Linked DNA regions of Mus musculus: all the other regions are linked to region 2. Evidence: chromatin loops called from intact Hi-C (ENCODE). Cell type or tissue: heart. All regions are shown on one strand.

Region 1 (5,000 bases), 2.0 Mb after region 2:
GAAATGTCATTCTCAACATTTTTCTCAAAATTTTTTCACGAATATATATACCAATAGTCTCTTGCATCAAATGAATGTAGTCATTATGTTTACAACAGTTCTATTTTACTATGGAGAAATAGGTTTTACATTTTCAACCATATGTGATTATGTTGTTTTTTTTATTAAGTATTTTCCTCAATTATATTTCCAATGCTATCACAAAAGTCCCCCACACCTCCCCCACTCTCCTACCCACCCACTCCCACTTTTTGGCCCTGGCATTCCCCTGTACTGGGGCATATAAAGTTTGCCTGTCCAATGGGCCTCTCTTTCCAGTGATGTCCGACTAGGCCATCTTTTGATACATATGCAGCTAGAGACAAGAGCTCCAAGGTACTGGTTAGTTCATAATGTTGCACCTACAGGGGTGCAGATCTCTTTAGCTCCTTGGATACTTTCTCTAGCTCCTCCATTGGGGGCCCTGTGATCCATCCAATAGCTGACTGTGAGCATCCACTTCTGTGTTTGCTAGGCCCCGGCCTAGTCTCACTATGACTATCAAACCCATACAATTCTTCTCTGCTCTTAGTTTTCTCAATATTTCAGTTAAACAACAGGATATCTGTGAAGCCAGGAAAAACAAAACTCTAGAAATTCCCGTACTTATTTGAACTATGAAGTATGTTGCCTAGTTATTTTGTAGAATTTCATCAATATCTAATTTTAATCTTAAAATTTTTGCATAATAATAAAGCTAGATTTCAAGCAACTCTTTAATCTACAAAATTAATTAAAGAAATTGTTGAGAAGCATTAGAAATATCATTACAGTCATAGTCGGAAACTTTCATTTTCATGCATGCAAATTACTAACATTTTGTTCACAATTCACAACAAAGAAAATATGTTTAAATACTAGAACTTTACAAGTCAGGATTCTATATTTGGCATCTTTAATCACAAGAAAATCTCTAGATATTCAACCATATTATATAAGAGAAGTTTGAATAAGTTTGGTAGGACATTTGCTTAGATTAAAAGTTAATTGTACTTTGATAGGTAAAAGGAGGTTAAACTTGGGCCAATTAAAGAACATAGTCACAATACCAAGAATCTATTCGTTTCATGCTAAATATTCATTCTTCAAATTGTATTTCAAATATTGTATCTCAACTTCTTCAAATCCATATATATATTCTCAAATATTTAAAATGTTGTTAATATTTTTATGAAACATTGAACAAAAGTATATTCACCATTATAGACTTTACTGATGCTAGAATTTTATATTATAGTGACACAATGAATTATTGTGATATGTACTATTCAATGTTATTATATAATAAATTACCCAGGAACAAAGCTGTCATTTTAATGTGGATTATGTATTTTGTTGAGTCCTTGCCTCTTCTAATTGTTTTGGTAGCCATGTACCTAACAATGTCATTTTCCATAGTTTCTTCTCCTTTCTATTTGCCTTGTCCATTTTCATAATGATAAGAAATCAATTATGTTAGTTACCATAGGGTTTATATGTGTACTTGTGTTCCCATTATATTTGATATCTTACATGTATTTTGGCTACTTCCTAAGAGTTTTATTAATTTTTGTTAATTGCTCTGCTCCCAAAACAATACAATGATAGATTAATTACCTCTATGTAGGTGAGTAATTACCACCAATATATTTTAAAATGAATATAATGTTTATCTTTGGCTGCTGACTTAAAGATTAGAAGTTATTGCCTGAACTATAAAAAGTCAATTTGATTTATTTGATATAGTCAATAATATCTATTAAGATATTTGTTTTGAAAACTACATATACTTTTCATAATTTTTCCTTCTTTGTTCAGACATTTTTCCATCTCATCAAAAAGAAAAATAGTATTGGGTTTGCCACTTCATGTTTAGGAAGATCTTTAAATTAAAACAAGGGGAAGCTTTTTTAATCGTTTTATCTTATTTTTCCCTTCTTGCATATGGTTTTGTCTCCATAAATGTCTTTATGAATCGTATTGCCACCTACTGGCAGCCTCCAATATAGCAGCCATGATGCATGACTGCAACTGCTGGAAGACTTTGTAAATACTACTTTTGGAAATATAATCCAGTTCTTTCTCTAACATGTATATGACATAATGGTACAAATTACATATATATTATCTTATTCATTTCCATTAATGATGTACAGCCTTCGAGACCATTATTTTATTTAATTACATGGAACTAACTTATTTTTCAGGTCCTTTCTTCTCTGATGTTTTACTTTTAAAAAAATCTTGTTTGTTCATAAATAACAATGGGTTTTCCTTCGTTGTATTCAATAAAATGATGATTATACAAAATAATGACTTAAACGTTAATTACCTCTTGCTTTTTTTTTTACTTTATTTATTTATTTTTATTTTGAATCATCAGGAATGCATAATATTGAAACATCACCTTGGAGAAAAAAATTAAATAAAAACAATAGTTTTCCAGACAAAGATAAAATCTTAACTCCAAAATGATGAATTTTATGCATATTATTTAGAGCCATAAAAATATGAGTGTGTCTCTGAACATTTCTATGGCCATAGAAAACCCTATAGGCATGTTAGTTGAATGAATAGGTGAATAATACCTAAGTATAAACATGTATAAGAAGGAACTTACTAAAGATTGCATTGCTCTCAACACACATATGAACAATATAAATAAAACATATAAAGGGATTATATTCATCTGTAGATTTAGCCCAATAAAATCGGCACTATTTAATCAGGTAGTGAAGTTATGTAAGAAAGCAAATGGTGTGTGTGTGTGTGTGTGTGTGCGCGCGCATACGCTGCCTTCTATAATGTTTTATCATTGTATTTTATAACTCCTTTCCCTTGCCCTGATATTAAGAACTTCAAGATCATGGGTGTTATAAGAATAGTTCAAAATTATTAATTTAAAGTTTGTTTCTGAGTTGATTATTTTTTAATGTTATTCTGTCTGTGCATAAGTTCTTGGGTCTCCACTCAGACAATGGCAGAGGCCGAATGACTTAAATTTCCAAAGTGTGATTCCAACAGTTCTAGAAGCCAACAGCCCAAGATGAAGTTGTTATAATTTTGGTATCTTCTGAGGCTGACCTTCTTAACTTCTAAATAGCTTCTTGCTGGGTTCTCATCTAGTCTTTATTCTGTGTGCACATCCCTCCGATGTCTTTCTCTCTATATATTGACAACTAGCAAAATACCAGAATACATCAGTTTCTTTACTAAGTTTCTTTTATCTTATCGCCTTATTGTCCCTGTTCACAAAAAGTCAAATTCTGTGGTATTAGAAAAAAAGGTTATCAATAAATGATGAGGAGAGGATGGAATTCATTCTGCAATAAAACATGTCCAAATTCTATAAGCACTGTGATATATTTTGTATTGTATATCATATTTTCTAGAATGCAAAGAATATTATCAGATGACACAATATACATTAATAATTATAATATGATAAATATTTTCACTGATCACAGAATCAATAATGTCAGACAGTATAAAGCATATGAACTAGTTTATCTTAGTAAATTTAGAAATGAGGACCTATATGACATATTTGGAACTCTAAAACCATGTCTTTTAAATTCTTATTTTTACCATGAATAATTTTTGTGAAGTTGAGAAAGATAGATCCTGAGAGTTAAGAATTATTAAGTTGAGCCTTTTCCACGTCTGGTATAACTATCTTTTAAAGAAACTAAGTTCATAAGTCAGCTATGGTCCTTTAGTCATTTTAGAATTAACCACAAATTCATGGCCAGTGCATGACAAAGATCAAACTGTAACCCAATCCCTTCCTATACTTAAAGGCTATATTTATCTAAATTATCTCTTCATTTCTTCAGCTTAAAATCTGACATTGGATAGCATTTAGTAGACATAGTTATGTTCTACTAAATGCCCATTGTAGCATACTATATTTCATATTTCTTTGCTAAAGTACTTTTTTAGAAAGAATTGATGTTAGTAACTCTACCTTAAGACACATAGAGTAGCCTACATTGCAAAGTCTAGAGAGATGTATTTATTAGCGTCCTTTAAAAAAAAAGTCTGGGTAAGCCTTGGAAAAATTTTCATTCATTTATTCATTCATCCACATCCCAGAATGTTGCCCACTGCCCCCCCCCCTCCCTGCGCCTCCACACAGAGTTCTTCCACCTCTCCCCCTCCTCTTCACCTCTGAAAAGTTGCCTCCAACTTGGGTATGCTGCTTCCATGGTCTAGCAATCCTTCAGTCTTTGCTTCATTTTTGTCCCTGCATTTCTTTTAAACAGGAGCAATTTGGGGCCAAAGGTTTTGTATGTGGTTTGGAGTCCCTATCCCTCTACTGGGGGTTGTGCCTGACTACTGGAGGTAGTCTCTTCAGGTTTTATATCTCAAATGTTAGGTATTTCAGGTAAGATCACACACATTCAGTCCTGGGAGCCTCCCCCTCCCCCCCAGGTCTCAGGGAATTTCTAGAGGTTTCCTCCACTTCCAGCCCCCATCCCTGGCAGCTGCACATTTCTATTCATTCCTGGTCCTCTGGGACTCTCTCCTATCTCTCGAATACCTGATCCAGCCCCCACCCCTTTCCCATCCACCTCCCCTCTCTAACTTAGATCCCTCTCTCCCTCTGCCTTCCATAATTCTTTTGTTTCCTCCTTTTAACTGAGATTTAAGCATCCTCACTTGTTCCTTCCTTCTTGTTTAACTCTTTAAGTTCTGTGAGGTCATGGCTATTCTGTACCTTTTGGATAATATCCACTTATCAGTGCCTAAATACCGAGCTTGTCTCAAAACAAAGCATTTGTGTGTGTGGGGGGGGGGAGGGGGAGACTTTAATAGAATCCTGGTAAAGACTGTAAGGAACTGTGAGACTGTAAGCAGGCTGAGACACGTGAATACCTGTCAGCAAGAAGAGGCTCTTATTCCTACAGCAGCTGGAATCATGTATTATCTACAGTCGAATCTTGTTTGAACTATATATTTTCCAGGATTCTCTAAATATA
Region 2 (5,000 bases):
GCTGTCCCTCAGGAGATTTGAAGCCCATGTCAGTAATTAGTATTAGACATATCTTTAAGAGCCACTGCAGTCACTCTTAAATAGCACTTATCTTATTGGAATCTGAAATACTAGGTAGACAGAAGAGCTAACACTTTCTAGGAAAGGGCAGAAAAACACTCCACTGGGACTGGAAAATGAGAGATATGGTGGACTATTCAGCCTGAGAGTGGTGTGTATGGAATTAAACCAATTTGTGGGTGCTGGGTGGGTGACAATGCAAAAACTGCTCCCGAGGTTTGTAGTTAACTGTAACCCATACTGTCCCTCTTGTTTCTTTCTTACTCAGAGCTATGCAGATCTGAAGCTGAATGTGCGACATAGCAGGAAGTATTATTGTCATCAAGGGTTACAGGCTGTGTGTTTCTGCCCTGAACTATAGGAAACCCAGTATCTGGCTGGCAAACGTCTGCATGGGCACTCACTGGTCATTATCACGAGGACCAATTTTCATCTATTATTATTGCTGTTACAATGTTTCTTCCTCAGTTAGCTGCAGTTACGCCTCCAGTGTTTTTGAATGTTATTGCTTAATCTTTACTTTTTTATGAATTTAGAAATTACAAGAGAAATCAATGGAAAAGAAAGCGGTTTAGCCACTAGGTGAGGTTAGTGTCTACTTGGCCTTCTTGAGAACCACTTTTAAAACGTATAAGCTTCCACCACATACACAAATAAATTTGTACTTTGGAGAAAAGGACTTTATTCAGCATTGTTTGTGAATTGTGATACCCTCTCTTTCAACATTGCGTGCACACCATTCTCAAACAAAAACATTCTCAAACAAAAATTTCTGTGCAGTTGGTCACCATGATACTGTGGAGGGAAGAGGGGGGATAGCCTAATACTATGTTCACAAAAAAAATATGAAGCATATTTGTTCTCTAAACATTTTTGTTACTGCTGAAATATTGGAGCCACACGCTAATTTTTCCTTCCATAATAACCTCCTATAAAGTACTAGAAACTTCCAGCACTTGGTTCTTTAGAAAATGGGTACTAACAAGGTAACAAGGTTGTATTTGTTCTGTGTTGTTTTGTTGTATCTTTTAATTGTTGAGGATGCTAATCTGAAGAATGGGAAAGCATCTTCTACCCCTGGGGATGAGGCTGTTCTTAGACTGAATTTAGACTAATCAAACGCTAGAGCCAATAGCTTGTCAGAAATGCCAAGTATGCTTAGGTACTCCGATTGCCTTATATCCCCTAAATCTCTATAGTCTATGTCATACCTTAAGGTCTGCTTTTCAAATCATTAGCCAGAAAAGATTAACGAGACAAAATGTTTTAGATAGGTCCTCACCAAAATTTGTTATGGAAATATAAAAGAATACTACAGAATTCATTGTATATCATAATAATTGGACAACTTTTATTGATTTTCCTCTTGAATGGTTTCATAAATGTGTGCAATACATTCAGTTTTCCCCGTTAACACACGAGATTCAGGGAGATTGACTGATTCGTCTGTCCAGATCTACTGAAGTTGAAGCGGCTTTCCTCTATGGGCTATGCTATGATCGATTCATAATTCTCACAGATGAACTACAGTACCAGCCTAGGAAACAGTGGCCCAAGAAAGAAAAAAACACTCTAAGGAAAATTGTGATGATGAAGAGTGAAACATTTGGGAAAGAATATTCAAGTTTTCTGAAACAGAAACAGCTGGTGACATGGTTATAATATGTTATGTGAAAGTGCATAAAGGGCTCACTTACCAAAGGTAGCTAGAAGTCAAAACATACTAGATACTTCCACTGCCACCTCTAGCTATAAATTGCCTATGAGTATGGTGACCTCTGCTTTTAGGTCACCTGGAGTTGATATTTTCCATTCCTTGGGAAACACTTCCCTAAACACCTCTATTTTAGTTTGGGAGAGAGTTCCAGAAAATCACTCTGTACATCAATTCAGTCTCCCTCTTTGTCACCTGCCCTCTATAAACAACTTCCTGTTTCATATCATATCATCGCTGACTGTTATCATTGTTTGTCAAAAAAACAAAACAAAACAAAAACCAGATTTTCCTGTTTTCTCATGAGTTTAACAATCCTTCACTATGACATTTGATTCATGTCACTGTGGTCCTTGTAACTTACACTCTGAGGTCTATTTGCCATTGCTGATCCAAGTGGTGATGACTCTCAGGGAATCTGTACGATCCCTGATGGCAGACCTGAGTACAAAGGTAAATGCTGAGGATGCTCGTGCAGAGTAGAAATACCCTTCCCTTAGGTCTCTGGGACATCAGGAAAGATGTTTTACCTTTAAAGATGTACTGTTAACAGCCTCCATTCAGCTTGGACAGGACCAGCTTCCACTGTCAGAGTGTTCTCAAGCTGATGGTTTTGCCTATTTATTTATGCTTCCGGACAAAAAGAATAGATCCATAGATGTTTAGCGATTGAATTAATCATTCCATTAATGAAAACAGTTCACATTCACGTTTATTTCAAGACAATTACACACACACACACACACACACACACACACACACACACACACACAGGCCCAGATACAGAGAATGCACTTGCATCTATATTACACTTGCTTATATATAGGGAGGAGAAAGAGGAGGAGGAAGAAGAGAAGGAGGAGGAGGTTTTAAAAAATCATACTTCTTATTCTCATGTCCCTCGATAGTTTCATTAAATTGTACTATTTACAACTATAGCATGCCTAAAATATCACTTGAAAGATGTAGTATTTTGTTTTCCTCCAAACTGACGAGGAAACCAGAAGCTCTCTGGTTCCCCAGATATATTGGAGAAAATCACATTTCTTTATAACAAATGATTCTAGCAACAGAATCAGCAAACTCCAACGGTACTTAGATGTTGCTTTTTCCATACACTAGGGGGCACTCGTGATTTATTCAACGCTACTCTTAGACTTTTATTAAAAATTCAGTGTTGCCAGCAACTTTTTACCTTTGAATGGGCAGGATGGAGTAACAACCAAATGTTCAAAAGATTGCGTTTAAGCAGAGAATGGTTAAAATATAGTCTCTGTAGCACCCAGAAGGAGAGAAGTGTCTATTGTCTACCTTTTTAGGTTAATACTATTCCCATCCTGAAGTTGTACTGAGTTCAAAGTTATTACTGTGTTACAGCAGATTCGGGCTGAAATTTGTTAAAGAAGAGATAGGTGATTAAACACCACATTTGTATGTACAGTTTTTCCTGTTGACTCTTATTTTATTTTTCTTTCTTTCTTTCTTTCTTTTTTTTGGGGGGGGGGCGGGAGCTTCTGTAGAAGGACAGGGTTTTTAATGATCAAAAACACGTGTATGTAGGCTACTAGAAGAAACTAATCGGGCTCTATTCATTTAGATTTAACGAGGTGGGATAAAAAGAAGTTATAACACAAGGGCAGAACAAATACCCAAGACCTTCATCAGCAAAGTTCAAAATATTAGAGAAGAAGCCCTAATTATGTGTATAATGTGTGCTCTGAAGCTTTGACAGAGGAGGGCGAAATTAACAGCAAAGGCAGAACCCACAGAAGGAAATGGAAAGAAGCTCCAATGTTTGCTGTGAAGGCTTGAAACCAAAGAAGCTACCAATTAAAAGCACTGACAGTAATTCCATGAGGTGTGACTAAGATAGCTGAAGCAACACTAACCAGAGGTCATAGTACAATCTACTTTGCGTGTATGTTTTTTTCATCATCGGTTGTTTTTAAAAATGTGTTTCACACTTCCCTAAAGCTTAGCATTAGTTTAAAGGAAGGAAGACTACTTAAAATTTTTTTCTTTTACTCATTTAATCTTCAATCAGGTTTTCCTGCCACCCAAATGAAGCTGTTGATTCTATCTTCATGGAGCCAAGAGTGATGACTGTCTCCTGTACTTCAGGGAACACTGCCTAATAGTGGACAAGGTCAGTTGTACTTTTTGCTTTTGTGACCCCTTAAAGAAAATGAGTCACAGTAGCCTTGCAAACCTGCCTGATCTGTACCACATGCTCTCAGCTGTCACTAGTAAAGCAAAGGCGAGCTGCAGATTAGACAGACACACAGCCATATTTAGCAGACACACAGCCGTGCTAGGCTGAGTGCTTGTGGGAGATAATAACTACTCACGGCAGCGCTGCCTCCAGGTTTGTCTCCTCCTGAATCCCATGCCACCTTCTTGCTCTCTTCTAAATTAGTTTCTCCTAAGCCCAATAAGCCTCCTTTGACCTGAAGTCATTCCTTTTGCTATCTGGTTTCTACTCCTACCCAGATGACTAGATTACTTGCTGACTTCAGGCCTTTTCCTGTCAGCTTCAGGAGATAGTGGCTGTTCAATGACAGGAATGTTTATAACTGTTTGTACACATCTCCTAACCTGGAAAGAAGGATGTAGCAGCTTACATAATAGAAATTTAGAAATGTATGTATATATATATATATATATATATATATATATATATATATACACACACACACACACACATATAAAGATTTATATGTTAAAGCTATACATATGTATATATAATAAAGCTGGTTATCTATATCTATCTATATCTGTAACTGTACCTATATCTACTTGCAAACAAATTAATAACTGAAGAATGGCTTGATAGAATCAAATAGTATTAAAATTTTGAGTTATTAAGTATTTACTGCTTTCCTGTCTCCATCTGCACCTGGGAGCTAAGGCAATTCCACAACCCTCTGTACACAGGCCCTCCAGGAGAGAGCTGGTCTCCCAGGAGTGAGAGCACTCCTGTGATCAGACGTGAGATCTCTGCTTTCTCTCCAATAATTGTCCAAAGTGGGATGAGCCAGCAGTGCACAGGGCACAGGAACAGTGGAACAGCTGAGACACGATCCTTCCATACTCCATCTGCACGCAGGAGCTAAGGTTATTCCACAGCCCTCGATACCCAAACACTGTCCAGGAGAGAGTTGGTCTTGCCAGGAGTGCTGACACAGGCTTAAAGGCCCACAGGAAGGACAAGCTACAGTCAGAGACA
Region 3 (5,000 bases), 870 kb after region 2:
CAGAGATCTTCTGATATGGGAAGCAAGTAAAATGGCATATTATTTAAAATGCTTTTCTGTCCATGAAAGGTTCTGAAAATTGTTGCTCTCTCTCCTTTTTTATCGGCATGGTGATTTTCCTTGCTAATACCCCCTCATTATTTTTATTTAAAAGCTTGTAAGTGCTCAGTTACGTGCAAAGTAGGGTAATCCTTGATGGCCTCAAGGTCTTCCCTTAAACATGTTGCAATTGTAGACAAAAACAGTAAAATAACAGTATAGGAAACACATCAATAGAAGGACATATGCTAAATACATATAACCGAAAAGGTCAAAGAAAATTACTGAATTTGTTGCCAGTTTCATGGGGATTTTTATAGACACTGAAATATGAAGGGGTCTGCTTTTTGTTTTCGGAGAAAAGTTGGTGTGTCAAGGGTTGCTCCAATTAGGAATGAAAACCACTTGAAGAGGGTGATATTTGAGGTCCATTATCAAAGTAAATGGTAATGGCATGTGCAGTCAGTCTGCCCTGTGGTTATTCTGGGAGTAGGCAGTTCTTGGGAGGAATATGTTTGTGAACCTTCAGCTTTGAAAGGTGGCCTCAGAAAGTATCACCGTGATGGAAATAGACCTCTTTCTCAACATGGCGAATGTGCCTGCACACTCAAGCCAGTGAGTCACCATGAGGATAGGAAGGCTCAGATGAGTTTCAAGTTAAGGGGATAATGGTTTTGCAACCTGGAAAAATGTACCTCCTGTGCTATGACTCAGGAACAGCAGCAGAATGGAAGAGGTAGCAGGAATGTGGAGTCATATAACAGTGTAAATGTGTGTAAATGGATGCAAATGGCTTGGTATCTTTCCTTTGGAGCCAGCCAGATAGCTGTCCTACTTTGTTCCTCCGGGACCCTGGAGGAACACAATGAAAATAATATCTTTCCCTTAAGATATACCAGTGACTGACTGAGTCTCCATGTCCCTAAGTCCACCATCTAGATAACATACACACAGACAGTGACTCTGTGTCTAGTTATGCTGACACCTGTTGACTCATAGGCTATACAAAAGTTTGGATACAATGCATAGACTTTGGGTCAGCTTGATCTCTCTGACTTTTTTATTTACAAGTTCTTTATGATAAAATTTTAATAAATATTAAAACATTAACCTAAGAGAAAATAGTGAACTTTCTTACAAGACTTTATTAAAATGATAAGTAGAAAATACCAGGATGGGCTGGTGAGATGGCTCAGTGGGTAAGAGCACCCGACTGCTCTTCCAAAGGTCCAGAGTTCAAATCCCAGCAACCACATGGTGGCTCACAACCATCCGTAACGAGATCTGACTCCCTCTTCTGGAGTGTCTGAAGATGGCTGCAGTGTACTTAAATATAATCAATAAATAAATCTTTAAAAAAAATACCAGGATGTATTTTTTATATTTCAATACAAATGGCACATAGCTTTCTTAACTTCTAGTTATAACTCACCAAGATCCATTCAACCTAATAAAATGTCTAACTAGTAGCTTCTAAAACTGAACCCTTAGTTTTTGATAAAATGATAGATAATTATTGCCTTTCATATTTACATCAGATGCTCTCTGACTAACAAAAGAGTGAGTGGTATTTAGCCAGGCAAGATCTTCTGTCAATGAAGGGTAGCATCCAGAGCTAACCACAACAGGTGTGGTTTGTTTGTTTTTTTTTTTAATTGTTTATTTCTTGCACTGACAAGATGGTTTCTTGCTACAAGGTCTGATCACCTGAGTTGAATCCCTGGGAACGGCAAGATAGGAGAGAGTAAGAACTGATTGCCACAAGTTGTCCTTGACCTCCATCCATACCTTGGCATGAGCACACACATCCCAATACATACTATATGTTATGCAAATTAAAAACAAGTATTCTTCCTTCAGAGTGAAGTGCTTCTTGGAAATCATTAAATTATTGAAGTAACCTGTAAGACAGATTTGAACTTCCACCTCTTGATGTAGTTATTGAATATTAAGTCAAAGGTCCCTTTTGTCTCTGAAGTATTTACTTAAGTGGTATGTATAGAGATGGTGTTCACTGAGACTGGAAGCAGAGCAGGATGAGGATGGGAACATGCAGGGCCCACTTCCTCTGCCTATAGAGACGTCCTGGTCTTTGCAGAGGTTGGTGAGATTGATGTCTGTCTCCAAGAATTTAGTGTTTGCAAGAAAATACAGTTATTTCTATCCTAACCATATTAAAACACCATCAAGTCATCATTTTGAAACATCTTTACTTTTGTCACCTTTAGTTGCAAGGTGTGTCTTCTAGGATTCAACTAGAGTGACTATAACACTATTGTTTGTTTATGAATTTCATAGCCTGTGTTCTGGGCTGTGTAGAGACCCCTCTGCTACTACAACAAAGCTTCAGGTTACCATTAACTGACATTTGGATCCTGAAGTATCTCTTAACAAACAGAGCTTTAAAAATCAATACTGAAAACTTCTTCAAAGACAAACTAAAAGTATAAGCTTTTGAAAACTCCCAAGGGAAGGTTTTCCGTGATCTCTGAATACAGTTGAAACTTTAAATATGAGCACACACATACATGCACACACACACACACACACACACACACACACACACACACACACACACACATACAAAACACCTCTGACATTTTTTTCTATTATAACGGGTGTTCAGCCACACTGACCCAAAAGTGAAATCATTATAGAAAGTTCTCCAAAATCCAAAGCTTTTTTGAGGATTACATGAGGGATACGACTGGTAAAGTCTGCAACTGTTCCAAAATTTGAGGGGAAAAAATAATCTGAAAAAATGTTTTAGTCCCAAGAAGTTCAGACAGGGACACTCAGCTCTCGGAGAGAAGAATACAAAATGAAAATGAAACTTTGTGGTGAGAAGAAATGAAAATGGAAAAAGAAAAAAGACAAAAAGCCACATAGGCATCGACTGCCTCACGTACCAGAGGGCTCCTGCTCCCTCTGCCGAATGTGCTGGAACATTACACTGTTTTGTGTTTTTTTTTTTTTTTTGGGGGGGGGGGAACATTTTCCGTGAAGTTTATAATAATTAAAGTGGCTTGGATCCGAGTTTTTCTAGTGTCTTGCAAACTAGCTGTCTTTCTACCTGTTGGCCAAGTTGCATTTTAACATTTTTTTTTTTGGACTGTTGTCTTGGGCAGTAGCAAAGGTTAAATTAAAACCCACACAGGAAGTAGAGTACTTTTCAATTTTATTTTATATATTTTCCCAAATGATCAAGTAAAATGCTCAAATCCACCACGGTATCCCGCTAAGTGTTTTATTCGTTGCAGTTAGGTATTACACTTAGGTATCATGAGTTACAAAAACAATCCATCTCAAAGATTTATTTCTGTCATGATCGGCTTCTAATTGTGGACACGTTTCGTTCTTAATTGTTGCAGTGGGAGGAACTCTAGCACTACAGTTATAAGTTGACAAGATAGTTAAATTTCTCTCATGTATGGCTTTTTTAAAACTATGGGTATTAGCCATAGACCAGTTTGAACCTTTAAAGAACCTCTTGTTTCCAGTTGATTTCAGTGTATCCTTATCACTTTTGCTGATTTCCAGTACATGGGAGGGAGCAATTAACATTTTAATAGCTTGGACTTGAATAATTGTACACATCTTATGTTAAAGCTTTATTTATAAAACCCTTTCATTTTCGTAATTTTCATTTTTTTCTTAGTTCACCCTTAAAAACCACAGGTATGAATATCTTATCTTAACATTTCAAGGCCTTCCATTTCTATTGGATGTAAGAACAGTTTACAGTTGAAAACTTCCAGTGACAAAGCAGTTTCTTCATTGTTCTATGTCACATCAGACCTTCCTGCTCTGGTATTTATGATGCTTAAACCAGATTGGATTTTCTTTTCCCTCTTGGTAGGTGTACTGGTCCATTAGCAAATTGTCTCTCAGAGAAAACTAGAGACACGGTAGAAGATGATGACGATGAATACAAGATTCCTTCATCCCATCCTGTGTCCCTGAATTCACAACCATCTCATTGCCATAATGTCAAAGCTCCTGTTCGGTAAGAAGATGAGCATCTCTGTATCATCCTGCATCGGCATAAGCATCGTCATGCTGTCAAACGTGGGGGTTGTTTCTATGCGGTTCAATAGTATGTGATTGGTTAAAAATCCTGTTCCTTGCCTAGCCTGTAGTTCCTATATATTTCCTTCATTGCTTCCACATAAAAGATTTTGTTGCCTTCTTCCCCACCCCCACAAAAGGCCAAATTACAATCTAATAAAAAGGAGCTATACGTTACATATAATGATGATTAATTCATGCATTTCCCCTAAGATATTTTAATGAATTTCAAAAGGTCCAAGCATATATATCATGAAGAAATATTAGTGCTTAGAAACTAATATTAAGGTACTAGGTCAACCTGCTTAAGAATTTTTCTTCATAATGTGAAGGCTAGAATAATTTATATTCATTTTCCTTCTTGATATGTAATATACTTCTACTGAAATCATAATACAATGGGGGGGAAGCCTTAACGTTACTTCTGTTAACTTCTTTTTTGAGCAAATACCTTCTCTTGCATGAGCTAAGAATACAAAGATCACTGGGTTTTGTTGTTTTATTTTGCTGTGTTTTCTTTTTCTTTTTCCCCTCATTATAATAGGAGCATTATTGGTCTTCAAAGTGCCAGTCACATTGACTTTTATAAGAATTATTGATAATGGCTTACATGTTTTGAAATATGTTTGTCTCTAAGCAAAATCATGGCTTTGCATGCATGAAACTTAATACAGTTACAGTAACATTTATATAATTTGCATCTTACTGACATGTCAATCTATTAGCTTTATTTTCTGAACTTATTTTCTGGCCTGCATTCTTCTTGCATAGTATTCCTGGAGCTGTGCTTGGCTCCAAGTTGCTCAGCTCTGTTCAGACACTGTTAGTGGCTGAGCTGCCTGGGGCCTCCTGATGACTGACAGATAGGAGACTGCAAGGCCATCAGTCATCCA
Region 4 (5,000 bases), 470 kb before region 2:
GCCCGCACTGCCTTTGTGGTGACCGTCAGGCAAACCCACGCTTTGCTGCCGTACCTTTCTCTCTGGAACCCAGCCACAAGCCTCCTGCTGCACGAATATTTTAGTGTGATTGGACAGGGAAAATCCTGTCACATGCACTTGCCATTACGTTTTATATTTAAAAAAAAATTGGCATAGGTGCAATATGCAACACTGCATTGGGGAGCAGAAACATAGACTATGATTGTTTATTAGGGGAAAACCAACTTAATCATTTGGCTTCTGTTTGGTATCATATGCTAAATAGCGAGGCAAAAATAAATACCCTTCACATATCTGCATTAAATATTGTCTTAGAATACTGTTAACATAACACAGCAATAAAGAAGGAAGTATTTCCCTAAGGAGCATTTCAGAGACGTTTCTACAAGCTTGCTTTTCCTTGCTAGGGTTTCATTCATTTAGCTTTATGGTTTCCAGAGTTCTGGAGTCTTGCTTCCTTCTCCAGCTTTTGCCTGGTCTTTATTTGTGTTATAGCTAATAGTTGTCCTCTTATCTATTTTCAAAGCTTCCCCATTTCATATTGTTCCTTTGTGAGATAGCTCTGACCCTGCTATACCGGAGGCTAGATGATGGGGGGAGGGGGGGGTTACAGCAGTTTTGTACAAGAGAATATAATTTCTATGCAATCTCTATCTTCACACCTGAACATTGATATAGACTCCTAAAAATGGTGTAAGATCCTTACCTCATGTATGTTTAAAAGTCTCTTTTAGAGTGGCCACACACACAAAAAAAATCATGAAGATATGGGAAAGCTGTTTTGAAGAGCTGTTCTAAATTTTCCCTGAACATGCCATTTTAAAACTTATAAAAGACAGAAAACTGTCACCGATTCAGCTTGGGTTTGATGTTTGTCCTCTGTCTTTTTTTGTCATGTTACCCCGGAGTCCTTGGCTTTAACAAGGCCCACTTTTCCCAAGATATGATCGTGCAGACTGCAGGTGCCCTGTAGCTCTGATTCCCCAGAGTTCCACGACAGCTCTGGTCGCTGGATGCCTGTGACACAGGCGAAGCTGAGTCCACAACTCCGGAGAGAATGCTGATTCCTGGATGGGTGACAAGGCATGCCGAGCCTTTGGGGACAGCTGAAGCAGGACTATACAAATGAAGGACAGCCCTGCTGTGGAAGGACAGGGAGGAAGCAGATGTGAGGGCAAGATTCAGGTGACAACCTGGACATTGGAGACACGGGGCACTACGGAACGGGGAGGGAAATCAGCTGGCATTTGACAGTCTGTGCAGAGGCGAGACCTGAGTGGAGGTGGTAGACACGGAGGCTTTCAAAGATTTCTGACCTTCTGCCTGCCAGCTTGGAATTAAATTTCTTGATGGAGCGGGAGGAGGGCAGCGGTGGAAGAGGCAGCTGCCAAGAGATTCCTGACCTGGCAACAGGAAAAAGGGATGCTGCTGCCGCCACCCGAGGTGCAGGGGCCAGGTACCGGTAGTCGGTAGATACGACACAAAGGACTCGGTGCCCTAGTTTGAACTGCTTGAGTGGTCTGGGGTGGCTTTTCTGAAGACAGTAGAAATTGTACAGCAATATAAGGGACAATATTGTGAAATTTAATGGTTTTTGGATCGAGCTTTTAGGTTGGCATATGGAAACAGTGAGCTTTGTCCTGTCCAAGAAGCATTATAATCCATTGTGGTAAGATTGATGATACTTACAAAAAGTGACATCAATATTGTCATCTTTTCAATTAAAAAAACAAAAAACAAACCAAACAAACAAAAAACACAACAACAACAACAACAACAACAACAACAACAACAACAACAACAACAACAACAACAACAACAACAACAACAACAACCAGCGATCTTGGGATTCAGTTACAGCCTCCTCTGTGCGGAAGACTTTTTTCCCAGGTGCTAGTACCAGTGGCTGGGCAAACACGGCTGGTTTTGGCAGGCAGTGCTGTTGCCTATGTCACAAAAATCCACTAGATGGCGCTGTTACTCAGGGCTTTGTGTTAGAGAAGCAGGGCTGTGCCTTTTGTGCCAAGGGGAAAACCAACTTCAGGAGAGGTGGATAATACTGTGTGGATTTGAATAAGACCTTTTCACCTGGCATTTTTATCGAAAAACAGAGACTCCGTATGTTGTGGTATTTGGTTGCTATTTCCCTTTCTGATTTTGAGCAGAAGCGACTGAATTAAATGTCTTCTCATGGCACTAAAGCAGCCCAGCTTTTATCCTCACATTCTTAATTGTCCCTCGCAATATCGCTTTTCAGCGGTATAATGAGGGTCGTGTCTTAGAAAATTTAGAAAATCACTGTACTCTGTGTGCTATATGTGGACTCCAAATGTTTCTCACGGTCTCTCTTCCAAGCCCCAGAGAACTTCAAAATGTCGTTTCTAATTTCTTTAGGGAAAATGTTGTAACGCTAACTTTAACCAGCAATAGACTCTGAGATTCATGCTCCAGCCCGAGGACAAATGTTGCTATGCATGTCATGTTGTTAAGATGCTAGACACACTCACTTGTTTTCCTGTTTAATTTATGTTTTCCCTGATTAACCATTGGATGCAAGTATAGAGTGAAGTTTTTGGTGATTTACATAAAATTAAAACAATAAAAATGCATTTATAAGTAAGTGTTTCTTGAAACATAGTTATAAGATTTAAGTGAACATACTAGACTACAAATCATAATCGGTAATAAGGAATGGCAAGAGTATTACATCAAAATTAAAATATCGTATACAATATATATTAAAAACAGAATCGGGGGCCAGTGAGATGAATCCTTGGGTAGAGGCCCTTACTGCGATATCTCAGAATCTGAACTACTCCTGGAGTCCATGACGTAGAGGAGGCATTAACTCCTGCCAGTCGTCCTCTGATATCTCATACTGTGCCACATGCATGCACACACGTGTGCACATATGCAAATACAAAAACATATTTTAAAATCAAATTAAGGCTGTAATTGAATGGGTGGTATAAAGTAAGTTAAGCCATTCATATATATATATATTTGAGCCTCATATATAACCACTTAACATTTGTGTCCAACAGTGCCAGAGCCAGCTGACCTCAGAACTAGGACTACATCAATCTGCTCTCTCCTCAGCTGTCACACCTCAGGATTTAGAGCTACAGAGCCCCGGAACTCTAGCCGAGTGCCAGCATCCACTAAGGGCTCATGCCAACTTTCTCTGACTCACGTGGGGATGAGAGGTTCCACAGCAAAGCTGCCGTACATCTTGAGACTTCGGGGATCGTTTACTACTTCCTCCTTTTTCTCCATCTCCTTTCCCACCCGTTTTTAAATTTTCTTTGCTTTCCTTCTCCGTCCTTCAGTTCCCTTTCTAGTCCCCCCCTTTCTGCCTGACTCCCTGTTCTGTTTCCCAGATGTGCGGCAATCACGTTAGAGAGACGCATGGTCACTTCTCTACTCCTCTCCAGTCACTCATAGCAAATGGCTGCCAGCCATGCAGCTTTGGACAGCACATGCTTCCAATTCGCTGTAGCTGGGGTGGTCAGAAGTGTGAAGAACCCGTCCCCGACCTTTCCCAGTTTCAGGGCCATGCTCCCTCTACAGCATCAGTTCACAACCTGTGGGTCACAACTTCTTTGGGCGGTTGAATGACCTTTCCACAGGGGTCTCCTAAGACCATCAGAGAACACAGATACTTACATTAAGATGCGTAACAATAGTAAAATTGCAGTTATGAAGTGGCAACGAAATGATTTTATGGCTGGGGTCACCACAACATAGGGTATTAGAGGATCGCGGCATTAAGAAGGTTGAGAACCGTTGCTCTATACATTCCTGGAGGACTTCATTCTTTGTGGGACCGAGGTCCAGAGCCTTCTTCCTGGCATCCTTTTGCTCCCCTCCTCTCCCTTCAAAGCCAGCACTGTAGCATCCCGAAAGGTCTTTCTTGATGAGAGCACAGCATCATCTGCCTTCCATGTCACAGTTCCCTCTGCCCACCTCTTGGGACAATTTGACTACATTTAGGATCCACTTAAATAATGTGAGTTAGCATCTCTTCAAGATCCTTCACCCAGTCACACCTACAAAGTTCCCTTTGCTGTGGAAGTTAACATTAAACCTTCCAGGGACCAGACCTTGTTGTGTCTTTGGATACATCCCTGAAGCTATCCAGATTTCAGTTTTCTTACCAAATGGTGTTATTTTTATTTATTCATTTAAAAAAATTTTTTTTCAGACAGAGCTTTTAAAGTGTTTAACACAGTGCCTGGCAAAGAGTGACCATTCTAAACTAATTTAAGTGCTAATAAAACTATCTATGATGAAGTCTAGTCACCATAAAGAACATCTAGTTTTTCATCTCCCATTAACCTTTATGGTATCATGGTGGGATCTCCATTCTCTACCGAATTCTTATGCAAAGTCAGTAGACTCCTAAGCTGCTCTGTTTAAAGGCCAGTCCTTGAATTCCCTTTTAGAAGTGTTGATTCTCTCTTCCCACTCTCTTTAAAGCCAATCTTATCATTGTGTTCTCCTTTAGTGTGTGTGCCTTAAACTCTAGAATATCCTGGAATATTTGATAGATGGTAATTAGTCAGAGTGGCATGCAAAAGTAACTGTGGAGCCTGGGCCATATTTTACAGTAATTTGAAGGTCTTGGATTCAAGGATTTGGGTACTGATTTCAAGAACAATGAAATAACATGGGAAAGTTTTGCATTGTTGTGCCTCCATTTGGGCTACTTTGCAAAAATATGATACACATTCCATCTATCATATAAATGACAGAACATTGTTTCTTACATGTCTGGAAGCTGGGGTTCTGTGACCAGGCTGCTCCTGTGGTTGACTTTCTTTTGTGGCCACACATAATAGGGAAAGGCTGAGGAATAAGGGCACCACTTCCAATCCACGAACCTACCCTCATGACAGCTTCTTCCCTCTCCAGAGCCTGTCTCCTAATTTCATCGCTTCGGTGGTTACAGATACAGCAGATAGATTGTGGCGCTCCAG
Region 5 (5,000 bases), 720 kb after region 2:
ACATAATGTGAGTCAGTCTAATAAATAGCCTTTTACATATATGTATGTTGTGTTATATATTATAATACACACACACACACACACACACACACACACACACACACACACACACATATATCTTATCACTTCTGCTCCTTTAGAGAACCTCAACTAACAGATTTTTATTTTTGTCAGCCTACATAAACACTATCTTAGACCAGTTTTTAGTTGCTTTGGTTAGAAAAGTTTGGCAGCCCCAGAGATATTTGTTATACCTGTGTCCCAGCCAGAGCAGAGGAGCAGAACATAATGAGGCTTGTCACTGTATCTCCATGATGCACTTTGCTCCGCAGGCCATTCTATTTTTTTAGTGTCATTGCCTTCAGCAAACTGCAGTTCAAAAGGAACTGTATTGTATATGTATTTTGTTCCATTTTACATTTATTCAAATATGAAGATAAGCAACACATTTAATTATACAGTATAAGGTTGGGCATAGCAAAATCTTCTACACATAGTGCCAGTTTCTTTTGGAATTGACTTTAAAGGTGCATTTTATACACATAGAGGATGTAACCACAGAGTTCTTTTTAAATACTGTCTCCACTTAGCAACCATAGCTACTGTTACAAGCAATAAGGGAGATATGGAGGGGCTATGGAGAAGCCTGCACCATCTACATATATAAAACAAGAAACTACTTTTTAATTATTAGTACAGAAATAATGAAAGAAAATATTACTTCCAGACTTGTACTTTACTGCCTGATTGCCTAAAGGGTCACATTTTGGTTGTTTCCATTACATGAAAATCATAACAATCTGAATTTAGGATTGCAGGACATTCTATGACCACTCAGGAGCCTTCACAGTAATAATTGTAGCACTAAAATACTTATTAGGGATTGGCAGAACCACTGAGACACATTTATCAGGATAGTTGGTTAGAAAATGCTTATATGTATGTATGTATGTATGTACATATGTATGCTTATGCATGTATGCACGTATGACATTTTTAAAAAGTGCAAAGTATTACACCCAGGAGCTCAAGGTGTGAGGTGTATCCATACTACCAATGACAGAGGAAATCACTCCCAGGTATGTAAACCTGGGGCAAATGGTACGAGCATGGTGAACCAAATAGAGAGAATCATGGAACTTGTCTAATGTGTGATTCTGATGACAGAAGGGCCCTGGCATTTCACTGTAAGCGTTACCAGACTGTTTTCTTTTACACGGCTATCAAGGACGGAGCCCAGAAAGAGACGAACACTGGAAGAGGATGGCAGAAACAGGGTTGTCATTAAAATGAAGATTCATCTACATAGAAGAAAAGTGACTCTGGCAAAAATCCAACAGCAGAGTTCTTTACTGGAATCCAGGGGAAAACTTGTTTGGAATATAAAGGTGTCAAACAGATTAGTAATCCCCATTGTGTGGAGTTTTTACTGTCCTGGGACGATTTACAGAGACTATTTAGCTGAGAGTTGTCAAGTATTTGCTTTCTCATCAGCCTGATGTTTGATCTGGAATCCTTCTAGAACTAATAGTAAAAGGGAAACATTTCAGAAATTTAGGAAGTTTTAGTTGGCACTCGGGTTTTACTCCTAGCCTACTCTATGTGAGGGTAACCTTCATCTTAGGAGCTATGGGACTGCTGCTCTTTATTTGACAGTCAACAAGAAACATGGTCTTGGACCTATTTGGCTGCTCTCCTGGGTAGCAGTTTGGCAGCCCTAGGGAGATGAATTTCTTAAGCCTGGGACCCGCCCAGAGCTGAAAAGCAGCACCACCCTGGCAGCCTCTACTCTGTTGCTATGAAACAAAGACTAGGAAGGTGAGTGAGGCAGGAAGTCCCGCCTTTTAGCCCCAGTTGGCTTAGACTCCCGCTCGGGGCGCTCACGCCCACCTGCGCACCCCTCATTGGTTAGCTCCCCGGCGCCTTGCTGCTACTTTTTCAGTTCCTTTCCTCGTTCCACTTTTGTTCCAGGCTAGCCTAGGTCCATTTCCCAACGAGTTCTTCTCCAAGTGGGACGCAGTGGAGTGGGCCTTCCTCTGGGGCCATTGTGTACCGTGGAGGACGTGGACTGGGGGGTAGCGCGGGAGGAGCGTCTCGTCCCGCCCATTGGCTCCGCCCGCTGTCTGGCAGAAAGCAGCCTCTCAGGATTGGTTCGAAGACTCAAGGCTCCGCCTTAGCTCCGCCCCACGCCTTGGTCTCCGGGGATGGCTCAGGGGTGGGGTGGCCAGTGAGTGGTCTCCTCCTCCGGCGGGCGCTGCGGCGGCCTCCCGAGTGTGGCGCGGGACTGCCGGGCGGGCGTGGAGCTTTTTGCACGGTAATTGCCGCGTCCCCGCGTCTCGGTGTTCCTAGATCTCGGTGGCTCCTTCCCCGGAGCGCTCTCCTAGGGCGATTCCACAGAGTCCCCACCCGAGCCACCCCAGCCAGGGCAGCGTGTGTGTGTGGAGTGGGACCCGCGATCACGCGTGGCTCGGGACGGCCGCGGTGACCCGAGTAGAGGAAGGAATGGGTCATCCCGGGGTTGGACGTCTCTTGCTGGCTCGGGGGCCCTGCAGCTGGGCGCGGGCCATCAGGGAGAGGGGACAGCCCTAGCTTCCAGCTGCTGTCGCCGCTGCGGGCCTGAGCCAAGTGGGGATTTAAACAGCAGTCCCTGGCTGGCCCGGGGCCCGGGAGGGAGCGGACTCTGGCTGATCGCCGCCGGTGGGAGGTGCGTGCTACTGGCGCTAGATCGGGCAGGCTGTGGGATTGGGAAGCCAGGACGGGGTCTAGGGCTACTTTATCTTTGCTGAGTTCCTCGTCTCTTTCCCAGACCCCTGAGTGGCGGGCTAGAGGCCCGAGCCTGGAAAGGGTACAGACGTTCTGAAACAAAGCTTTGGACCACTTGATACCGGGTAGGCAGAAGAGGGACCACCGGAGAAGTGAACTCCGCGGTGCGTGCCCGCCCTTGCCGGGTTCTCACCGCTTTTTAAGAAGGGGTTGCTTGTTGGTTTGTTTATTTGGCTCTAGGGAAAAACTACTCACCTCACTGCTTTAAAGAACTATTTGTGTGTCCGCAGCTGCTGGCTTTTGCGGGGGGGGGGGGTGTTGGGGGAATGGAGAGGGGACGCGCGCGCGCGGGGCGCGCGGGGGGGGTATCCAAGTCCTCCGCCTTTGTTGACAAGAGACGTGTCCCTTTTGCGTGTGTGGAGTACTTTGCATTTATGTAATAACTTGGCGAAATCAAACAGCGTGAAGGAGGCTACTGAAGTGAGGCTCCCAACGTGAATTTTAGGAGTTGCAGCTCTAGTATTTCGAATCTGGATTACAGCAGAAGGGGGGGGGGGGACGACATTGTGTTCTTACCTGTTAAAAGTTGTTTTGTTGATGATGTTGAGCTGTAGCTTCATAGAACACGGGCAGAGGATGCATCTTTAACTTTTAGTATTGTAAGAGCAAATCTTGTGTCATGGCTCCTAACTTGGAGGATGCCCTTACTCAGGGTTACTAAAAAGTTGAATCTGGGACCCTGGGCTTTGTCACAGAGACAGCGGAGAATATCATTAATGGGTACAAGTGAGCCTGTTCAGTTCAGGTTCCTGTTGGGGAAATACTTTCATATCCAGCTAACTTTTCCTCTCTTGAAATTCTATCTTGCAAAAAGGACTAAGATTCCAGATGGCAAATTCTATGAATGGCAGAAATCCTGGTGGTCGAGGAGGAAACCCCCGCAAAGGTCGCATTTTGGGGATTATTGATGCTATTCAGGATGCAGTCGGACCCCCAAAGCAAGCTGCAGCTGACCGCAGGACTGTGGAGAAGACTTGGAAACTCATGGACAAAGTGGTGAGTTCAGTCAGTGTGTGTACACGGCCCTCAGCACCCTGAATGCGATTTCTTCGGGTTTTATTTATATGTATGGCTAATAATCACTATTATGGTGATGAGCTTTGTATTTAGGTTGGGCCATTTTTCTTCAACTCTGTGTTTGCAAAAGTTGAATTCAGAGGAAAGACTTTTATTTTTTTATTACTCTTTCTAACTTATTATCTTGCTTTTCAAGTTCCAGAGCCCCTGGGTATTACTCCAATATGCAGTTTATACCATTGGCTACTTTTGCTGGGTGTATAGTATGGTTTGGAAGTTTGCTTAGTCTTATGTGGAGTTGCCTTGCTACTAGATAATATAAGGCTAACAAGTGAACAATAGGCTCTGCTGGAGCACACTTAGGACAAGCACATGGGTGATGTTGAAACCTTTACTGGGGAAAGAACCAGAACTCCAGGGAGGATTCAGTATTGAAGAGTTTGATTTTTATCCCTGTAAACTCATCTTTATTAAGAAAATATATACATATATACATATATATGTATACATATATATGTATGTATATATATATATATATATATATATAGTCTTTACTGTTCAGGACATCGGTACAGTTTCTTTCATCTATGATTCCATTTTGAAACAGGGAACCTTTTTGGTTGTGCGTTGTTTATTGTGAAAGGAAAATGTATGCTGGAGGCTGTGTGGGGCTGAGAGTGTCAGAAACTTCTGTGGTTTTTTTTTTTTTTTTTTTTTTTTTGTTGCTTTTAGATGAGCTCTAGTTTCACAGGAAGAAACCAAACTGGATGGCAGTTCTCAGTCCAGTTATAAGGGCAGTGTGCATACCTCCCAGGGCCCTGCTGGAAAAGCTAGCTGTCTGAGGAGGCTTGGGACACAGATGTGTTGGTGTCCTTCTCGGCACACATTCATAACTTTATGATGTTGAGAAGAAGTTGGGCTATGCTTTGCTGAGTTTGAGACATTGACAAAGATGCTCCTTTTGAATGATGAACAAAGGCGTGTTGACATCATTTGGTGTCATTTACCTTGGCTTTGGTTTGCTACCAAAGACAAAATTGGCTACAAAGAAGCCACTGAGAAGAAGTAACAATTCTGGGAGGTGACACTATGGGCTTTATTTTCATGTATTCTTATGGAGATTGTAGGTAAGATAACTAAACCATGGCCCTGCCATTGGA
Region 6 (5,000 bases), 1.0 Mb after region 2:
CTAGATAGCTAGATCTATCTAGCCTTTGCAGTAACTGCATCACTCAGAAACTAGTGAAGAGAAAATGATCTCTGTAGAACTGTGCTCTACACTCTCTTGATAGGATTCCAGAACTTTGCCTTTCCCTGTGCCTCTAACACTTACGGACAGATGGTTCAGACAAAGCAGATCCTTCTATAACTGTTGAATTATTAGATGCATTTAAAATAGCATTAGTTATATAAGCATGAATTTTATTGACATATTCAACATATTACATTTTTCTATATAAGTATGCACAGATAAATATATTACTATTATGTCAGTGTTACATACTCTCAGAGAGAGAGAGAGAGAGAGAGAGAGAGAGAGAGAGAGAGAGAGAGAGAAGAGAGAGAGAGAATTTTAAAAGCTGGAGGCAATTCACCAAGCCCCAGAAGGCTCACACTTACATATTTCCATTTGCCAAACATGAGGTTCTGAGGTACATCGAGACGGCAAGGCATGACAATGGTGTCTCCATATGCTGAGTTGACAGTGTACCATCCAAGGCCTTTGGGCAAAAGGGGAAAGAGATGTTGAATATTGTCCTGAAGCGATAGCAGAGGAATACAGGAGAATTTACAAGCTGATTATGTTCTTCACTGTACTTACTAGGAATATATTTCACAGAAACATGAAGCTGTGCCAGAAATAACATGTTCAAAGATCTCAAAATAGCTTGAAATACATTTTCATGGAACGGATTATCAAATTTACCTCTTAGAAAATTAATATTAAGTGACAAGATTTAAAAAAAAATAGCTCAAGTTAGAACAAATTTCAACTTTATCTAGATGGAGAAATGCTAGTATTCAAGTAGCTGATTTTTTTTCTTTTTTCTTCTGTTTTTTTGAGACAGGGTTTCTCTGTGTAGCCCTGGCTGCCCTGGAACTCACTTTGTAGACCAGGCTGGCCTTGAACTCAGAAATCTGCCTGCCTCTGCCTCCTGAGTGCTGGGATTAAAGGCGTGTGCCACCACGCCTGGCTCAAGTAGCTGATTTTATAGACAAAATTCCTACTAAATTTTAACTTTTCATAAAACATTAATATGCTAAAATTATAGTACAAAAATTCTGTTCTCACAAGGAATTATTCACAAAGTGGTTAGCTGCTGCATTAGGGCATCAATCTAATTTAAAATGTTGTTTGTTAGTCTGGTACACAAAAAAAGAAACGGGTCATTTCATCCTTTAATGAGCTAAGTAATAAAAAATTACAATGTGAAAAGAATAATTTTGACTAGGAACGTAAAATATTTTTTGTATCTATTTATAATCCTGGAGTTTTGAAAAACTTTAAGACTTTACGGACAGAAAAAAACAAACTCTTTACGGTCTTCCTTCAAGGTCAGTGTGAAAATGCATTAGTAATTACATAACCTAGAAAGAGGAAGAGGGATGGGTAGAAGGATGATTAAAATAAACAGATCAAAACAAACAAGCAACCGATAAGAGGGGTAACATCCAGTCCTGAGGAGCCCAGCGGTGTGCCATATGCTTTACAAGGAACTGGATGAGAGCCGCTTACAAATATGAATCCATATGAAGCAACAGAACTGCCCTTTATCCTGATTCCATCAGATCATAGCATGTATACCTGTAGACACACATCACATCCTACTCTCTAAATACGCAAAACTCATATGTGCTCACTAAAAAGAAAAAAAAATCTACTTTGATACTTGCATTGCCAATAGTAGCAAGGAAACATCTCAGACACCTCAACTTCTCAGGTTTACAGAGCTCTTTAAGGTTTACGAAGCTCGTGGGTGGATATCCAGTAAGGAATACCCTAGGTGGTAGAGAGCATGAAGGGGCTATTCTAATCTGCAGGGGGAAAGCATAAGCAGAGGTTATTTCGTCCAGCAGGTGGTGCTCAAGGGCAAAGCTAAGGCAGCCCGCAACACACAATAAATAAAACCATCTTGGGACTTTCTGAACTGGAGCACCCGTGGGTGAATAGACGGTACCTTTCCCGGTTACCCATTCACTGTACGGTATACATAAGAGCTTTACACCGGGATAGAAATCACTAATGTTATTAAGGAAGGGAGGTGACACAATTCCTATTCTAAAATTCAAATGCTCAAGAGGCTACTTCCTCTCTAAATACGTCTCTGTGAACAAGAATAGAAGGAGCCACTGGGTAGCACAAACTGTTCAAGAACTTTTTACCACTGTAAAGATACAGGATAGTATGCAGAAGCAACGAGACTGTATTTCCATTTTGTATTTGAAAATGAAAAAATACATACAATTGTTCACCGTATACCCAGGATCTGTTAAAATAACCTTAAAACTTTCCCATAATTTTGTTTTCCTCATGCTCAGATTATTACTCCCTTTGACATTAAACCATCGGATATCAGAGGATCATAAAAGAATAAATAGTATTTTACTCTAGTTTTTATTTCATATATTTTGCAATGCTGAGGATTAAACCCAGGGCTTCAGGCATACAGGCAAATGAGCACACCAACTCTAATACTGGACTTTCTTTGCTATTTTATAATTTTTTAAAAAAATTGAAAATAGATTTTTCTTTCATACAATACATCCCAATTACAGTTACCCATCCCTCCATTCCTCCTACCTCCCCAACCTCCCCCAGATCCACTCTCCTTCCTTTTCTTTTTCAGAAAAGAACAAACCTCCAAAACGACAGCCAAACTGGACAAAATAAGATACAATAAGACAAGATGAGCGCCCTCATCTCAAGGCTGAACAAGGCAGGTCAATAGGAGCAGAAGAGTCCAAACAGCATGCAAAAGACGTATGCCGGCTTCCACTGTTAGAGGTCCCACAAAAAACCACCAAGCAAACACCCATAACACGCATGCAGAGGACCTGGTGCAAACTCACACAGGCCCCGTACCTGCTGCTTCATCTCCATGGGCCCATGTGACCCCTGCTTAGTTGATTCAGTGAGCCTTGGTCTCTTGGTGTCTTCCAACACCTTTGACTCCCAAATACTGGACTTTTATATGTGTGATCCCTAACAGGCATATTAACCTTGAATAGGCTGTTCTAATAGGACACAGCTCTGGTTTTCTCTATCAGGTTCCTGCATGTGGTAATTTTAGCATGTATTTTAATTTGTGGCTAAGCATTGATAATGAAGATCAACAAAGCCACAGGTGACGTGTGATCTCACCTTTTACAGTAAAGCACTTGCATGTGATGGTGGATTGGCATTTCACCTTCATCTGTGACAGGTTGCACCCTGATAATTGGCTCACGTTTTTATAGAACACCTTCTTTTGACAATTGGTGCTGATTCCAAGGTAGACCAAGCAATGCAGTTTGCAGAGAGCTCAGGATCCCTTGATGTCCATCCTTCATAAGGTAAGCAAGCAAAGGCCTTTCCCAAAATGTTGATCACTGATCTTCCCAGATACTATTCTTCTCTTCTACCCTCATGGAAGATTAATGTTCTATACATATGCCAGATTTTATGTCAGATTTTAAAGTTGCATGAATCTGAAGTATATCTTGTATTATTACCATGATCAGAGCACAATAGTGGCAGAGAAAACAACAAGCATTTTTAAACTCCATATTCTGATACTTAAGAAATTTAGTAAATAGCATTGGAAATGTAAATGAGCTAAATACCTAATAAAAAATGGAAAAAAAAAGAAATTTAGTAAAATGGTTTATCATTTGAATGTGGTGACATCCTTTTCATTTTACTTATCTAATATATTTGGAAATTAGAAATAACTTATAGCAATGGAACTTTGAGGTATTCTTATTGCTTCACCATATTCTAAAAGCATTATATTTTGCATGGGCTGAGAACATGGATTTTTTGTTGTTGTTGTTGTTGTTGTTGTTATCTATTGTCTTGAGGAGAAAAAAAAACCAAAACATGAAAACAAATACATTTCATGGTAGTTCATGGAAGCCTCTCTTCCATCTCCCGCAAGTTTAAGAACTATTTCTGCTCTCTGATTTACAGATGATGCATCTCGTGAGACCACAAAGCAAAGTGTTGACACTTCAACTGTTTTGACAACTCAGGGGTCACATCTTATAGTGACAATGCCAAATTGAATTCAGCTAGGGCAGGACTCTAATGAAAGAAGAAATTCAAAGGAAATAAGACACATGACAGAATCAGGGACAACAGAGAAAGACAAACAGTCAGAGACAGAATCTCTGTTCCACAGACTCAGAAAAGGATAAGTACATTGGATCATGTGATGAGCCATAATAATGCTTATGTTGGGATCAATTTTCTAGTTGGCTACAGCCATCAACTTGCTTCTACTAAGGTCGTATGACTTCCTGTTTCATCTGTGTGAAAGATGCAGGGTGTGCCTCGGCGGGAGAGCTAAGGTGTTTAACCTCCTAGAGATACAGTAACTATAGAGACCGTGGTGATTTGATAATGAATTAGCGTCCTAACGCCTAGAGATGTCCAGAAGGGGCAGCAAGACAGGGAAAAACCCATCACCCTGAGTGATTCTGTTTGCACCTTTCATAGAAGAAAAAGCCTTTTATCTTTAAACTACCAGATCTGAAAATTGAGTTTGGCTTACTAGAATTCTCCCGCAGTTTCCTTCCTGTAATAGTCATTAACTAAATTATTGAATTTTGTGCTCTACAGATTATTTGGCACTATTAAAAATACAAACTGTCTGTCAGATATTTCATTAAGATGCTGAACTTACAACATAACATAGTAGACTGTGGATGTGCACAATATGTATATGAGCATCCATATCCACGTGTGTGTATATGTTATTTGTGCCTGCAGTTGTATCTCTGTGCGAATGGATGTGTATATCTGAAGGATAAAGGACAATTTCAAGTGTCTTTCTTCAGGTGCCACTGATCATTTTACGATGCCACTATCTCACAGGGGACTAAAACTAAACAGGTATGGTCAGGAAGCACAAGAGATACATCTATTCCTACCTTCCTGGTGCTGATACTACAAACACTCATATGAGCCATGGTACCCAGTTTCTTCTT

What was found. Hi-C counts contacts between places; a loop is a spot of excess contacts. Peaks named below come from ENCODE experiments on the same cell type or tissue, not always from the same donor. Only the 100,000 strongest peaks of a DNase experiment are listed, where the experiment ranks them.
Region 1: a loop joins it to region 2, with 6 times the contacts of the local background. A loop is called at or near these places in 8 of 42 quality-filtered maps.
Region 3: it touches region 2 in a loop (5-fold over the local background); 25 of 42 quality-filtered maps call a loop at or near these places.
Region 4: it touches region 2 in a loop (6-fold over the local background); 11 of 42 quality-filtered maps call a loop at or near these places.
Region 5: a loop joins it to region 2, with 2.4 times the contacts of the local background. A loop is called at or near these places in 6 of 42 quality-filtered maps.
Region 6: a loop joins it to region 2, with 6 times the contacts of the local background. A loop is called at or near these places in 3 of 42 quality-filtered maps.

The regions. Positions count from the first base shown.
Region 1 is chr16:53,264,307-53,269,306 of GRCm38, forward strand. No RefSeq gene overlaps it. Among named protein-coding and RNA genes, the nearest start is that of Gm25723, 320 kb to the left of the region's middle. In heart, a CTCF peak has its summit at 2,010 (motif pointing left); no DNase peak of the experiment used is centred here.
Region 2 is chr16:51,312,845-51,317,844 of GRCm38, forward strand. No RefSeq gene overlaps it. Among named protein-coding and RNA genes, the nearest start is that of Gm32431, 260 kb to the left of the region's middle. In heart, a CTCF peak has its summit at 2,896 (motif pointing right); no DNase peak of the experiment used is centred here; H3K27ac peaks cover 496 bases.
Region 3 is chr16:52,179,314-52,184,313 of GRCm38, forward strand. Cblb (Casitas B-lineage lymphoma b) reads left to right here. Exons shown (of 18, transcript NM_001033238.1): 14 at 3,899-4,045. Among named protein-coding and RNA genes, the nearest start is that of Gm23513, 77 kb to the left of the region's middle. In heart, a CTCF peak has its summit at 2,957; no DNase peak of the experiment used is centred here.
Region 4 is chr16:50,839,904-50,844,903 of GRCm38, forward strand. No RefSeq gene overlaps it. Among named protein-coding and RNA genes, the nearest start is that of 1700116B05Rik, 59 kb to the left of the region's middle. In heart, a CTCF peak has its summit at 2,001 (motif pointing right); a DNase peak (open chromatin) is centred at 1,988.
Region 5 is chr16:52,029,372-52,034,371 of GRCm38, forward strand. It overlaps Cblb (Casitas B-lineage lymphoma b), which reads left to right and starts at 2,178. Exons shown (of 18, transcript NM_001033238.1): 1 at 2,178-2,314; 2 at 3,638-3,819. The coding sequence starts at 3,652. In heart, a CTCF peak has its summit at 2,693; DNase peaks (open chromatin) are centred at 1,840, 2,140, 2,640 and 3,760; H3K4me3 peaks cover 2,902 bases; H3K27ac peaks cover 2,541 bases.
Region 6 is chr16:52,309,381-52,314,380 of GRCm38, forward strand. It overlaps Alcam (activated leukocyte cell adhesion molecule), which reads right to left. Exons shown (of 16, transcript NM_009655.3): 2 at 432-532. Among named protein-coding and RNA genes, the nearest start is that of Gm32597, 20 kb to the right of the region's middle. In heart, a CTCF peak has its summit at 1,882 (motif pointing right); no DNase peak of the experiment used is centred here; H3K4me3 peaks cover 242 bases.